2 separate regions of the Homo sapiens genome follow, and region 1 is linked to region 2. A link is a contact called in ENCODE Hi-C or POLR2A ChIA-PET data. All regions are on one chromosome and are shown on one strand. The core of a region is the stretch at or near the end of the contact, and the rest is flanking DNA. Distances in the headings are between cores, read along the strand shown. Region 1 holds the start of LINC00189 (long intergenic non-protein coding RNA 189). Region 2 holds the start of HEMK2 (HemK methyltransferase 2, ETF1 glutamine and histone H4 lysine).

Region 1 (3,409 bases), core at 30-2,529, 310 kb before region 2:
GTTTTCCCCCTACAGTCCCCAATACTTAATTTTATTCACTAATTTCTGGATCTTGATTTATTAATCATTGAAAAGGTGTCAGATGCACCAAAATCACCCTGGTAAAGAAAGAATACGTAGAGAAAAAAGGTGAAATGCTTTGTCTAGCTCATCCGTCTGGGTTATCTGTGCCTTTGTTTGCCTCTGATTGGGCTATTTCACAACTCTTTAGACACAGAAGTTACCTTGGAGAAAATTGATTGGAATGCAAATAATCTCTGTCCATGAAAATGCAAACTGGGTTTGTGTGGATATTGACCAGTTTTGCCAGTTTTGCATTTGTTTGTAAATTCATTTCACATTCCTTATTTAACCATAAATGTGTGGTTCTCTTTTGAACTCCTTGCAACATCTATTTATCACCTTATTAATTCCTGAGTTAAATCCGACACATTTATTTTATATTGTATGAAAGTTGTAATTTTATCCTCATTTAAAACGTATTCTTTAATGAATATAAACAGCAAACTTACGTGATTCATTGAGGAACACATCTGAAATTCAAACATGTTCCTTTCCTTGCAAGTTTTCTCTCCAAGGCCAGAATTGCATCCTTCCTGTGTCATCCAGATAGTCATTGTCAAAGAATCAGTCAATCAAAGATGGCTTTGTAAGCTTGCTGAATAAATAACAGAGTCCTGGACATTTTTGAATAGCTTCTTCTGTTCAACAAAAAACAACTTGCAAGGCTAGGCGCGATGGCTCACGTCTGTAATCTCAGCACTTTGGGAGGCTGAGGTGGGCGGATTGCTTCACCTCAAGAGTTCAAGACCAGCTGGGAACATGGTGAAACCCCAACTCTACTAAAAATACAAAATAAAAATTAAAATTAGCCGGGTGTGGTGGTGCATGCCTGTAGTCCCAGGTACTCGGGAAGCCGAGGTGGGAGGATCACTTGAGCCCGGGAGGCAGAGGTTGCGGAGAGCCGAGATTGCGCCACTGCACTCCAGCCTGGGCAACAAACCTGGGCGACAAAGTGAGACCCCGTCTCAAAAAAACAAACAAACAAAAAAACAAAACAACCTGCAAAGCTTCTAAGGCAACCTGTTGTTCCCAGTGGTTACTCCAATGTACTTGTGGTGAATCCACAGGCGTCTGCAGCAACTTCAATTCTTGCCTCCTCAGATGAAAGAATTCGACTGAGGGGCATAAAGCAGAAAAAAAGACTAAGGCAAGTTTCAGCACAGGAGTGGAAGTTTATTTAAAAGGCTTTAAAACAGGAAAGAAAGTTCACTTGTAAAAGACCCAAGAGGGTGCCTGAAGGTCAAAAAGAGAGCGTTTAACCTTGATCCTCGGGCTTTACAGGCTTGCCTCTTTCCCATAATTCCTCCCTTAGGGTGGGCTTCCCGCATGCGCAGTGCCCTCCTTACTTCTGGGAATTGAGCACACAGTGAGTTTAAGAAGTTGTATACAGCCGCGTCTGATCCTTCCTTCCCTTTTTTCCGATGGAGTGTCCCCAAAAGGTCATACTCCGCCAACTTGTCTTTTACGGTACATGCCCAGGAGGCTGCTTTCCCTGGCATCTGCATTCAATTAACACTTTAATGTTAACAGCTGTGGATCATCAGGAGATTGTCTCTCCCTGGCACAGGCTGCTGAATTATCATTGCTAGAGAGGCAGTGTGATAATTGTCAAACCATCCCCGGACATTCCTAGTGGGTGGGGGAAGAGCGCTCTCCTGCCCCACTCATGCCTATCTAACTACCTGTAACAATACGAATAAGTTGCCAACAGATCATAAGTAAGCATTACCAAAAGGAAAGTAAGATCTGTTTAGGGGGCTTCTTGGAGAGAAGATTTGCAAACAAAATTTGGTTTAAAAGGGGATGATAATATTAGTTCATCTCATCGGAGTGTATGCAAAACAAACTCTTCAATGTTTTTATTAAAATTTGGCTAATGTCTTTTGAGAAAGCAAAATTTTGAAAAATTTTGTTTTTAGTTTTTATTTTTACAATTGTATTTTAAAACTTATAGAAACACAACTGTTTAGCAGCTTTTCTCTAGAGAGTATGTTGCTAAAATTTTAGGCCTTTCTTTTTACTGAATTTAATTTTATGTAACTACAGACTTGAGTATTTTATAGCTATAATACCATTCCAGTTATGTAAGTAATATTTTATGTAATTGAAATAATTATGTGGGAGGAATTTAGTCAACTCAACTGTATAACCATTCATGTAGTTTATAGAATTATAAAAAAGTTTTAGACATATTTCTATGTGAATGTGTAGTGTCTTTGCAAAAACAGCACCAAACTATAATCATATAAGTAGCTGAAGGTTTTAATGATTTAATGAATATTTAATTATTTAATTTAAATTAATAAATAATGACCATCTAATAAATATGACTAATGATGTTTGTGGTAGCAAGTATAAGAATTTGTGTTTGTTGGCCGGGTGCGGTGGCTCACGCCTATAATCCCAGCACTTTGAGAGGCCGAGGTGGGCGGATCACCTGAGGTTGGGAGTTCGAGACAAGTCTGACCAACATGGAGAAACCCCGTCTCTGCTGAAAATACAAAATTAGCCGGGCATGGTGGTGCACACCTATAATCCCAGCTACTCGGGAGGCTGAGGCAGGAGAATCGCTTGAACCCAGGAGGTGGAGGTTGCGGTGAGCCAAGATGGTGCCATTGCACTCCAGTCTGGGCAACAAGAGCAAAACTCCATCTCAAAAAAAAAAAAAAAAAAAAAGAATTTGTGTTTGTCATCAATGTGATCAGTGTGGAACATTTAATAAAAGGTTACAGAAACCTAATGAGAGCTTATTAGGATGAAATACATGTGTTTTTAAAACTATTAATATTTATCTTACTTGTGAATATGTTTCATGCATTGCCTGTTATTAAACTTATTAGAAAATGAGATCATTGTCATCAATCACCACTCAAGCATCATCTCCTTCCAAAGCCACCCTTGATGTCCTCAAGACAGAATTAAATGCTCCCTCTTGTCTGTTCCCACAGTGTATCTGCCATAACTGCACCATAATTATTGTTTATCTGTGAGTACCTATCTATAGGTGTGGTAAATGGAAACAATATAGATGTTGAAGTCAAACCAGATTTGAATTTCAAAATAACCAATTGCTAGTTGAGTGATCATAGATGAGCAAATAAACATTGTGAAATTCAGCAAGATGCACATTAAAATCATCATAATATATACCATAGTATTATAGTATTGTTATGAAGATTAAGAGAAATAACATATGTTGCCACCTGGAACACAGTAGGTGCCCAACTTTATTATCTAAACATTTCCCCCTCTTCTTAGATTACAAATAAGCTATTTGTATCTGTTTTATTCTATATTTACTATATAATGCTAAACATATGTTATAACAGAAGAGAAAGACGAAAAT
Region 2 (3,464 bases), core at 504-3,003:
GTGACAAAATATATAATGTTTTACTGCTGTCACTGTCCATGCCTACAGATAATTTATTTTGTATTTTTGGATAAAAAGACATTTGTATATTCCTAATACTGGGTGCGAGAGCACCTATGGTTCCAGTTCCAGCTACTCAGGAGGCTGAGGGAGGAGGATCGCTTGAACCCAGGAGATCAAGTACAACTCTTTCTATATATATATATTTTTCATATTTTTACATAATAAAATTCTATATGGCAGTTAAGAGGAGTAACCTAACCATATATCAAAACATAAATCTCATATAATGTTGACTGAAAAAGAAATTTGAAAAATATGTCCAACCTAGTACCAGTTATGTAAATTTTAAAATACACCGTATGTTGCTTATAAAGATATGAATGTTTATAAACGTATAAATACAAGATCCATGTTTTTACATGGATTAGATGGACATACACTAAATCCATAAGAGCCTTGGAGAGAATGTTACACAATTAAACTGAAGGCAAATAGAGAAAGAACATCCATCTTATTTGTAATATTTTAGTTCTTGTATTTAAAAAATATTTTAAGGAAACATGAGAAAATACTGTCATTTCTGGGTTTAAAACTTGGGGTTTTGAAATTTGTAACCCAGCCGGGTGCGTTAAAGGCTCACACCTGTAATCTCAGCACTTTGAGAGCCCAAGGCGGGTGGATCACCTGAAGTCAGCAGTTTGAGACCAGCCTGGCCAACATGGGGAAAATCCGTCTCTACTAAAAATACAAAAATTAGGCAGCCGTGGCTGCAGGCGCCTGTAATCCCAGCTACTCCGGAGGCTGAGGCAGGAGAACCGCTTGAACCTGGGAGGCAGAGGTTGCAGTGAGCCTAGCTCGCGCCACTGCACTCCAGCCTGGGGGATACAGCGAGACTCTGTCTCCAAAAAAAAAAAATACATAAGTAGAAATAAAATAAAATAAAATTTGTACCTCAAATACTTTTCTGTATTTTTATTTCTCAAATTTAAAAAACGAGCTGTAAAAATGTTTCATTGCGAAACAAATTTCAGAAATTGACTCAAAAAGAATGCAAATACTTGAATAGTCTAATAACTTACAGATGTTCCAAAACATCAAAGATCCATTCACTCAAAAAGGCACCAAGCCCAGCCAGTTTTAAGGCTTTCTACCTAATGTTCCAGAAACAGTGTCCTAACTCACATAACGAGGGTAGCGTAATCTTGGTAAAAAAAAACGGAGCCAGATTATTAGCCTCCCCAATTCAGCAGTGTATTAAACCGCATCATCTTGCTTAAGGTTTATAAAAAGAGTGCATTCATGATTCATCAGGAAGGCAATTTATAAAGTACAGTAAAAAAACGAGGAAAGTCTTCATCTTTATAGCGTAAAGCTTAAAGTTCAGCTGACAAAAAAACAGTAAAATTTATTATGTATTTTTTCAAATCCTTGCAAACTAGGAATAAAACAGAATTTCCAAATATCATTAGAATGAAGAAAGAACATTCACCTTAGTCAAAAACAACTCAGAATGCCCACTATCAGGTTCTAGTTCACAGAATAAAATTTAAATGTTCCAAAGAAGAAAGCAAATGTCAATAGTCACGGATTATACAACTGTCTACTTAGCAATTTCAAGGAGAGCCACTGACAAATTTAGAATTAAGACCCAACAACAACACACTGGTCGCCCGGGACGCCAGCCCCACTCCTAGGCCTGCGCATGAGGGTGAGGGCATGCGCATGCGCATGCGCACGCCCTGCGCACGCGCATGGAACGCAGCGAAGGACTATGGCAGGGGAGAACTTCGCTACGCCGTTCCACGGGCACGTGGGCCGCGGCGCCTTCAGCGACGTGTACGAGCCCGCGGAGGACACGTTTCTGCTTTTGGACGCGCTGGAGGCAGCGGCTGCCGAACTGGCAGGGTGCGAGGAGGGGAGGGGCTCTGACGGGAAAGGGTTGCGGCTTTCTGAAGAAGTGCGGTGGAGGAGGGCCGGAACGGTGACTATCACCGCCCTGAGCCGGAGCAGGCGGGGTCCACTTGCAGATGATTGACAGCCAGGACGCCGTAATTGAGAATTTTCCTGTAGCTACAAGTAATGAGTGTGCCGGGGACGCATCTCCTTTGCCAGGGGGCTGCTCTGTCTCATGAGCTCCCTGACTGCTTACCATGCAAAGGCGTATCTTTTCCTGTCGCCTGTTAATCTGAAGAACACATGTCCCTGAGAGAAGCGATAGTATAACACGTTTGGAAACAAAATATTCCGGAAACATTGCTTATTAATATTTTTAAAGTATTACATATTAAAATTGCATGGTATTATTTGATTTACTCAGCACATAGAAAGCACCCTTAACAAACATGAAAGAAAGTTGTGTTACTGGAGTGGGGAAATATTTTTAAACCCACTGAATAGCATACTCTAGCACCAGCCAGTCCTCACATGTGGCTACAGAGCGCTTGAAATGTGGCTAGTGCTATTGAGGAACTGAATTTTTCATTTAATTGTTACCAAAAAAAAGTTACATGCAGCTAGCAGACAATAGTCTACCCTAGCACTTTATTTAAATGGATTTATTGAAGTGATCGCCATCAATTTTAAATTAATAGCAGAAGGAATGAATACTGACATTGTGATTTTTAAATGTAAGGAATTTGGGTTGTTAGATTTGTTTGAAGATAAGATGAACTGGGTTTTCTCAGGATGGAACAAACAGCTTTCAGGTTTCAAAGATCTATATTGTATTTATTTATCCCTCTTAAACTTGGTCATATTTCTCCAGTATAAAATGTCCCAGCTCTTATTAAACTAGTCTTTCATTGTAGATGATGGAACTTTTGGATCTACTGGAATATACAGTGGAACAGTACTGTTTTATAACTTGTCTTTTCTTCTCAAGATAGCCCAGAAAGATTTACAAGCACAAATTGCACTGCAAAGTATGCTGTAAAAGGAGCTGATTTTGTTATAAAGTCTTGGGTTATTTCTAGTTTGGAATTCTAATTATTTATGAGACCATGATAGTTATTTTCAAAGAGAAGCCACCTGGTGAGATTCTCAGACCTTACTACCACCTAATAAAGACTTGTCAGATGTGTAGACTGGTTCCAAAAGTTTAAAACCTCTGGAGCTTGTCACTGGGTAGTTGTTTTGGGAGTTCAGTGCTAAAAATTTCCCTAAATGCCATCAAGCTGATCTTTTTAATGGGGATGATTTATGCTTTTGATGCATGTATAACATTATAGAGGGCTGGCACTGTGGTTCGTGCCTATAGTCCTAACTACTTGGGAGGCTGAGGTGGGAGGATCACTTGAGCAAGCCCAGGAGTTAAAGGCAGCAGTGAGCTGTGATGGCACCACTGCACTCTAGCCTAGGTGACAGAGCAAGAGCCTGTCTCTAAAAAAGAAGCAACTTCCAAGATTATAGGCAAGAAAATAAATTTAATGGAAAGATAAAGTACAGTAGAATGAAGATTTTAT

The links. Hi-C counts contacts between places; a loop is a spot of excess contacts on that map. ChIA-PET counts read pairs that join two places held with the same protein, here RNA polymerase II (POLR2A). Pooled maps may share reads with other maps.
Region 1: a loop to region 2 is called in a map of naive thymus-derived CD4-positive, alpha-beta T cell, with 3 times the contacts of the local background. The contact joins the promoter of LINC00189 here to the promoter of HEMK2 in region 2. A Hi-C loop is called at or near these places in 1 of 168 maps with a recorded cell type or tissue (naive thymus-derived CD4-positive, alpha-beta T cell) and 10 of 50 pooled maps. POLR2A ChIA-PET finds 5 or more read pairs at or near these places in 1 of 52 experiments (activated naive CD4-positive, alpha-beta T cell).

What each region holds. Positions count from the first base shown.
Region 1 is chr21:29,191,364-29,194,772 of GRCh38, reverse strand. LINC00189 (long intergenic non-protein coding RNA 189) reads right to left here and starts at 1,279. Exons shown (of 2, transcript NR_027072.2): 1 at 513-1,279.
Region 2 is chr21:28,883,656-28,887,119 of GRCh38, reverse strand. HEMK2 (HemK methyltransferase 2, ETF1 glutamine and histone H4 lysine) reads left to right here and starts at 1,753. Exons shown (of 6, transcript NM_013240.6): 1 at 1,753-1,908. The coding sequence starts at 1,775. It also overlaps the pseudogene HSPD1P7. RefSeq lists enhancers at 1,336-1,894, 1,840-1,899, 1,895-2,454.